2 separate regions of the Homo sapiens genome follow, and region 2 is linked to region 1. Evidence: chromatin contacts called from ENCODE Hi-C data. All regions are on one chromosome and are shown on one strand. The core of a region is the stretch at or near the end of the contact, and the rest is flanking DNA. Distances in the headings are between cores, read along the strand shown. Region 1 holds the start of ZNRF2 (zinc and ring finger 2). Region 2 holds the start of LSM5 (LSM5 homolog, U6 small nuclear RNA and mRNA degradation associated).

Evidence for each region. A loop is a pair of places that touch in the nucleus more often than their neighbours do. Pooled maps may share reads with other maps.
Region 2: a map of B cell shows a loop between it and region 1 (17-fold over the local background). The contact joins the promoter of LSM5 here to the promoter of ZNRF2 in region 1. A Hi-C loop is called at or near these places in 1 of 168 maps with a recorded cell type or tissue (B cell), 1 of 37 single-sample maps with no recorded cell type and 11 of 50 pooled maps.

What each region holds. Positions count from the first base shown.
Region 1 is chr7:30,282,896-30,286,541 of GRCh38, reverse strand. ZNRF2 (zinc and ring finger 2) reads right to left here and starts at 1,945. Exons shown (of 5, transcript NM_147128.4): 1 at 716-1,945. The coding sequence starts at 1,184. It overlaps LOC124901607 (a long non-coding RNA gene), which reads right to left. Exons shown (of 3, transcript XR_007060274.1): 3 at 2,288-2,343. It overlaps LOC105375218 (a long non-coding RNA gene), which reads left to right and starts at 457. Exons shown (of 4, transcript NR_136267.1): 1 at 457-482. RefSeq lists silencers at 700-829, 980-1,059, 1,140-1,529, 1,610-1,659, 1,670-2,099.
Region 2 is chr7:32,488,974-32,492,625 of GRCh38, reverse strand. LSM5 (LSM5 homolog, U6 small nuclear RNA and mRNA degradation associated) reads left to right here and starts at 2,246. Exons shown (of 5, transcript NM_012322.3): 1 at 2,246-2,306; 2 at 3,282-3,377. The coding sequence starts at 2,261. RefSeq lists an enhancer at 2,294-2,343.

The DNA.
Region 1 (3,646 bases), core at 696-3,195:
CTCTTCAAAAGAACCTAGCCAATTATTGTACCTTGAAGACAGATGTGCAAAATTTTTACTTCCTTAAGAAACTTTTCCATTTTTTAAATGCTTTCCAAATTAAGCAGGACTCACATTAACTGTGATCTTAAGTAGCAGTTTAGTGAGGTTTAAAAACAAACTTTTCATTAACGCATTCATCCAATTAAAATGACATAGTAACTGGGACTACTGACACAGATTTCAGGATTACAGCTTTATACTAAAAGTCGGTCCAAACATGGTAACTCAGTGTTCATTTGAGACGCTTTGACTTTTGGCCTTTAAAAACTGTTCCCCACTCGAGTCCCCAGATAGAACTACATTTAGCAACTGGTCTCCTCCTGACTTCCTGGTACTAAAAACCACAACCACAAGGGCTGTTTCGTCGGTTTGTTGTAAAACAACATTTGCTCCAGTCATCTCACTGGAAAATAGACTTTCTCTACTGGGCAGCCGCTGAGGTGAGGGTGCTCAGGATGTTTAAAAACAAAACCACGCGTCTATGCGGTAGCGGCACCGCCGGTGTTAAGCGCCGGGTTTCTTCCAGGATGGAGACCGACGCGGGCTGGTCCGGGAGGCAGCCCCCGGCGCCCCGGCAGAAGGAGAAAAGGAGAAGGGTAAAAATAGCCGGCGGCCACGGCCCACGTGCAGCCGCGGGAGGACCGAGCGCGGGTGCGCGGAGAGGGGTCCGTACCTCCAAACATGTGCGGCGAGAGGTGAGCTGGTAAGGAGCCGATCACCAGGCGCGGCCCGCCGGGGCTCCCGCCCACCGGCCGGTCCCGGCCGCCGCCGCCGTCCTCAGGGCTGCTGTGCACCGAGTCCTGCGAGCCGTACGGGCCGCTGCTGCTGTTCGGGATGCTGAAGGGGGACTGCGCCGCGCGGGCCCCCGACGCCACGCTCCCCACGGCCCCGCCGAGGGAGCGGCTGCGCGGGGCCGCCGGGGCTGCCGGGGCCGCCGCGGCCGCCGCGGCGCCGCCGGAGGCGCTGGGCTGGTGCGCGCTGGGCACCTGAGCCGGGAACCTCCCCGCGGCGGCGGCCCGAGCGCCCCCGCCGCCGCCCGCGGTCCCATTGGCGCCTCCGCTGCTACTGGAAGGTAGATCCGAGCCCGAGTACGCGCGCGTGCGGCCGTTAGCGGCGGCCGGGCCGCTCTGTTTGGCGCCCATGTCCGCCCTGCCCCGGGCCGGGCCCGCGCGCTGCGCCCCGAGAGCCGGGAGGGCGGGAGCGAGCGCGGGAGCTAGAGGGCAGGGCCCAGGCGCCGCGGCCGGCCCAGAGAGGCCCCCGCACGTCCAGGGCCGCCGCCCGGCGTCCAGAGGGGCAGTCGGCGCCCGGCGCGCTCTTCTTGGGGCGGCGGGCGAGGCCGACGGCCTGACGCGGGCGCGGGAGACGAGGAGACGCGGAGAGGAAGGGGTCCCGGCTGCAGGCACCCCTCGCTGGCTCCAGCAGGAAGGGGCGGCTCAAGTGGCCGTGCGGCTGCCGCTGGTTTCGGTTCTGGTGCGCCACGACGGGCCGCTACCGCTCTCTGCTGCCGCGCTCGGCGCCCCCGATCTCGGCACCGCCTCCTCTCGGGCGGCCGCTGCTACCGCCGCCATCCTCCGGCTCCCACGGCGGCTGGCGGCTGAGTGGGAGGCGCCCGCCCAGACTCCGCCGGGGCCACCTTCCCTCCTCCCCCAGCCACCCAGCTGTTATTAACGGAGAAAGAGGAAAAACGGGTGGCGCGCGAGGGGAGAACGAAAAATGGGAGGGAGAGGTGGCGCGCGCTTCCCGGCAACCGTCGCCTCGCTCCCCCTGCGAAGGAGGGGCCGGGCTGGCGGGAGGATCTGGGCCGCGAAGGCGGGGGGTGCGCAGATGGGGAGGAGGTTCCCCGGCCCCGCGCCGGAAGGCCGCGGAGCGGCGCGGCTGCAGGGTGCGCCCGGCCCGTGTGTTTGGGTCGCGCGCGTTGACCCCGCCCCCGCCCCCTCGTGCCGCCAGGCCGATTGGCTCCCGCCGGCCTTGCTCCGCCTCCCCCTTCCGCGACCTGCCTGCCCCTGCTCCGCCTCGCCAAGGTACTGCGGTGTGGTAGGTGCTGCCACTCGTGGACTCGGTGATGGACAGGTCTCTGGCCACGCCCTCCCAGCCAGGGCGCGCCCTTGTCTTCCTCGCGGGGCCTACGCCGATAGGAGGAACGGACACCGGGCGCCAACCAGAAGGCGGCCCCTCCTCCCGCACGTGGCCCGCCGACGCTGTAGGAGCCTGTGTCAGCTGCAGCTTTTCCTGGCAGGGGGCGTGAATGGCTGTGTCCTCTGCCCAGAGCCGTTTGGTTTCGGTGGGTGTTGGTGTTACACACTGATTAAAAAAAAAAACAGAAGCTCAAAAGCCAGCTTGATCTCAGACTTACTCATGAAACACCAACCTGGGAGGAAGCGCAGAGTTGGAAGAACTCGGGATAATCCAGGTTGACCCTCTGTGGTAGGGCAAATACTGTGGTGCCAGGAACGCTGCACCTGACTCACAAAACCTAGAATCTAGGCCCAACACCAAACTAAATTATCTGTAGTGAGCAAATTATTTTACTTTTTTGGACTTTAGGTTTATTTTTGTTTTTGTTTTTGAGACGGAGTCTCGCTCAGTCACCCAGGCTGGAGTGCAATGGTGTGATCTCGGCTCACTGCAACCTCCGCCTCCCGAGTTCGAGCGATTCTCCTGCCTCATCCTCCAGAGTAGCTGGGATTACAGGCACGTGCCACCACGCCTGGCTAATTTTTGTATTTTTAGTAGAGACGGTCTTTCACCATGTTGGCCAGGCTAGTCTTGAACTCCTGTCCTCAAGTGATCCACCTGCCTCGGCCTTCCAAAGTGCTGGGATTACAGGCGTGACGTACCGCACCAGGCCGACTTTAGGTTTCTTACCTGAACTGTTTGTGTTAAATCCTAGGGCACCTGCCTCTTTAAAATCCTATAACTTCTCTAAAATGTAATAAAATTCTCCTCAGTGCCTTCCTCAGTGTTGGTGTGGTCTCTTCACGGCAGAGCAGGGTCTGGATACCCAGGGAACAGCCTGCTCTGAGACTCCCATTATGAAAATGTCTAGTCTCTACTTGAAAATAATAATAGCAAGTGGTGTTTTATAAAACTACAGAAATACTTTGTCATCTTTTCACTATTTGCAATAAGTCATTTATGTAATGATTTTCATCACTCTTAGGGTATGGGAATCAAGTTTTTAAACAAATGGAGAATATATGTATACATATAAAGACGTGTATCTGTGTACACAAACACACATATATACATGGAAAAACAAAGGTACCCAGTGCTTTATATGCAGTATCATGTTAAGATATGGTCATCATTTTGGTTAAGTGCCCTCTCCTTATAGATGTTTCCTGCCACCTCCTCCCCCATCCCAGCATCACAGACTGACTTCAGTGTTCCCACTCAGTGCTGTACAATACCTCCTTCATAGCTCTGATCATGTTATTATTATTATTAGATATCTTGCTTGTCACTACTCAATTGGCTCCATGATAAACTTCATGTCTGTACCTCCAGTGTTTAACACAGTGTCTGGTCTTGCCATGGTGCAATAAATGTTTTGTGAATGAATGAATGAATGAGTGAGTGAATACATGTATCCTCACCAGTTGTA
Region 2 (3,652 bases), core at 997-3,496, 2.2 Mb before region 1:
TATATCGTTCCTTTTTTCAGATTCTAAAGAGATTTTCTTTATTCTTTATTAGTGGCATTCAAAATTGCTAATGTTTATTCTGTTTTTTTTTTGTTGTTGTTGTTTTGAGATGGAGTCTCACTCCGTCGCCAGGCTGGAGTGCAGTGGCACGATTGGCTCACTGCAACCTCTGCCTCCCAGGTTCAAGCGATTCTCCTGCCTCAGCCTCCTGAGTACCTGGGACTACAGGCGTGTGCCACCACACCTAGCTAATTTTTGTATTCTTAGTAGAGATGGGGTTTCACCATGTTGGCCAGGATGGTCTTCATGTCTTGACCTCGTGATCCGCCCACCTCGGCCCCCAAAGTGTTGGGATTATAGGCGTGAGCCACTGTGCCCAGCCTATTTTTCTAATTTTTAAAAACTCTATCAAATAACAACAATGTTTTGAATTCTCCCATACTGTCAGTATGGTATGGGGAAAATAAAATAGGAATAGAAAAGGAAAACCAGGAAAAGAGGTGGTTTTCAACCAAATGAGGATTGGACAAAAAGAAAAAAAGAGAAAGAGAAAGAAAGAAGCGTCACAAACAAATCTGGCATTACTTCGTATTTAAAATCTTATGAAGAGTAAGGAGAATGTTGATGGGTGTGAATGAAATAGTGAGAATCAATTTAAAGAATATTCATTAGGCGCCCTACAGTGTGCCTGAAAATGTAGTGTGCACAGTGTATAAAATAAGAAATTGCTTCCTTAAAGTGGCTTATGTCTGGTTATAAAAATAAGATGAATGCAAAACCAGCTAGCAATGCTAGCTTTATGTAGCTTCACTCTGAGCCAGACATCATGTATTAGAAAACAAGGATAAGTAATAACAGCTCATGTTTAAAAGGGCTATGTGCCAGGTCCTATGCTGACCACTTTTCATAGATTATCTCAATTAATCTTCACATTAATCTTATGAGTAGATACTGTTGTCCCCATTTTTTCCAATGGGTATATTGAGACTTAAAAAGTTAAAATAACTTGCCCATTGTCAAATAACTGACCATGGAATTTGAACCAAAGTCATTTAATTCAAAATGAAGAAATTTAATCACGTAAACTACTGCTTCCCATAATTCTCAGCCTTGAGGAACTCAGTCTATGAAGGAATGATGGGTGCTTAATGACCATTTGTTGTATGAATGAATGACGTTCTTTGTGGCCGCTCATGTTTATTGTTTAGCTTTTTTTTTTTTTTTTTTTGAGATGGAGTTTCGCTCTTGTTGTTCAGGCTGGAGTGCAGTTGCATGATCTAGGCTCACTGCAACCGCTGCCTCTCGGGTTCAAGCAGTTCTCCTGCCTCTGCCTCCCGAGTAGCTGGGACTACAGGCGCACGCCACCACGCCCAGCTAATTTTTGTATTTTTAGTAGAGACGGGGTTTCACCCATGTTGGCCAGGCTGGTCTCGAACTCCTGACCTCAGGTGATCCGCCCGCCTCGGCCTTCCAAAGTGCTGGGATTACAGTCGTTACCACTGCGCCTGACCTAGACTGTTCAGGTTTAAGTTCCTAGGATACAAATATAAAACAGACTAGGGCCGATACTTTGCTGTTTTCAACACAGAAGTGGAAAGCATGATTTTACACTTCTGGAATAATTTAGAGTGACATCTGGTGGTTGCCTGTGAGACAAGAATTGTTGAAGAAACTGAATTTAAAAGCCTATAATAAATAAGACTACCAGACATAAAAAGATAAGAACGATGAATTAAAGTAGTAAAAAGTTTAAAAAACATATCTTAAATCCTCACTAAAGAAAAATTTTAAAAAATGCTAGTTGCAGATTTTCAATCCACTGGACTTTAAAAAGAAACAATAGATTCCTTAATGAGTAGTTGTAACGAAAATTGTAACAGTTAATTGATGGCAGGAAATACGAATTGATTTATACTGGTTTGAAGATTCTGGCTTGAGAGGAAATGCAACTTTACGGGGGAAGAAGACTCAAACGTTACAGGAACAATTTATTCACAAGGCAAAATATCTTCAACGTCTCTCCAAAACTTCAAGGGCATTATGGGTATCTGCCGAGATGGTAAAATGTCCAGTGGGCAGGAAATATTTCACCGGATCTCACTTGCCGGGGAAAAAAGCCAGTGAACGCGACCCACGCAGCTGACTAGATCGTGCGCTCGGCCTCAGATTGGTCGAGCCTGTTTGGGCTGCGGAAAAAGCGGAAGCGCGCTTTTCAAAGTCGTCCCACCATCAATGAAGGCAGGCCACTTCCGGCGTAGCCATGGCGGCTAACGCTACTACCAACCCGTCGCAGCTGCTGCCCTTAGGTAATCGCCGTCCTTTGGGGAGCAGGAACAGGGAGCTGACATTCAGGATTGGGGGCCGAGGGGCTGTTCCGAGGCAGGCCCTGGCCGAGTGTGGGGAAATGTATAAGACCAAATGCGGTTCGACTCTGAGCTCCAAGTCTTCGCGACAGCAGGCCGCACCTGCTCTTTAACGTGGTCGGGCTCCTCCAGGCAAGGACTTTGACTTCTCAAACCAGACCTTCACTGGAAAAGGTCCACATTTAGTGAACGCGTCGTCGGCCTACTTTGTTGTGAGCCCGCCTCTGCAGTGTTATAGGTAGTAGGCCTACTTCTCAGCCTGGCGTTTACGATCCCCAGATTAGATAGACCATGTTATGTATGTGGTTGGTTAGTGACACTAACACCCTGGTCCGGAATGAGCCTTAAATGAGGAATCTGGAAACCAGCTCTGTTTGTTATTTATTCATTCAATAAGTAGTAACTGAGTATCTATACACTAGATACCGTGCCTGGGCATTTTTCAATGATAAACCATAGCCATTGCCTTCAAATAGCACACAAGCCAGTGGAGGAGAGAACACTGGACAAGTAGACATCATGCCACATAATGCTAGGCTAGCTAAAGAGATGTTCAAGCTACCGTCAGAGCACAGAGGATAGACAGAGTTGGGAAAGGGAAGCAGTGACCGGAGAGTTTCCGGTGAATATAATTATACCTATCTCCTCTTATATTTTTGTAGTTGGTGAAGAGTGATTGAACTAGTGGTCGTGGCCGTGATTGAAAAGTTTTCATTCCTTCATGCCACAGACTCTTTTGGAAGGCTCATTATGTGCCAGATGCTGTGCTTGAACTGAGATTTGTATTATAAGACCTAAAGTTATTGAATGAATGTTTTTCCTGGTTTTTCTTTCACTATATGCAAGTAAGAGTGCCAGTAGGCACTCAAATATTTGTTGAAATAATGAATGGTAAAATAATATTTTTTCCCTCCTCAGAGCTTGTGGACAAATGTATAGGATCAAGAATTCACATCGTGATGAAGAGTGATAAGGAAATTGTTGGTACTCTTCTAGGATTTGATGACTTTGTCAGTATCCTTTTAAAAGGTGGTGGTGGTATAGGTTTTTCTTAAGTAATAACATAAGAACTATAGACAATCAGTATATTTGTGATTATTATAATAAAAATCAGTTCATTCTCAGGGAACTTATGATAATGTTTTAAGAGGTATGTATTGAAAGACGGTAAAGTTCCTATCAACAACAAGCATTTTGAATTTGAGCCATTGTATTAAACATTGTAATTAAAACTGAACAGGCGAGCCCAGTGGCTCACGCCTATAATCCCAGCGCTTTGGGAGGGCGAG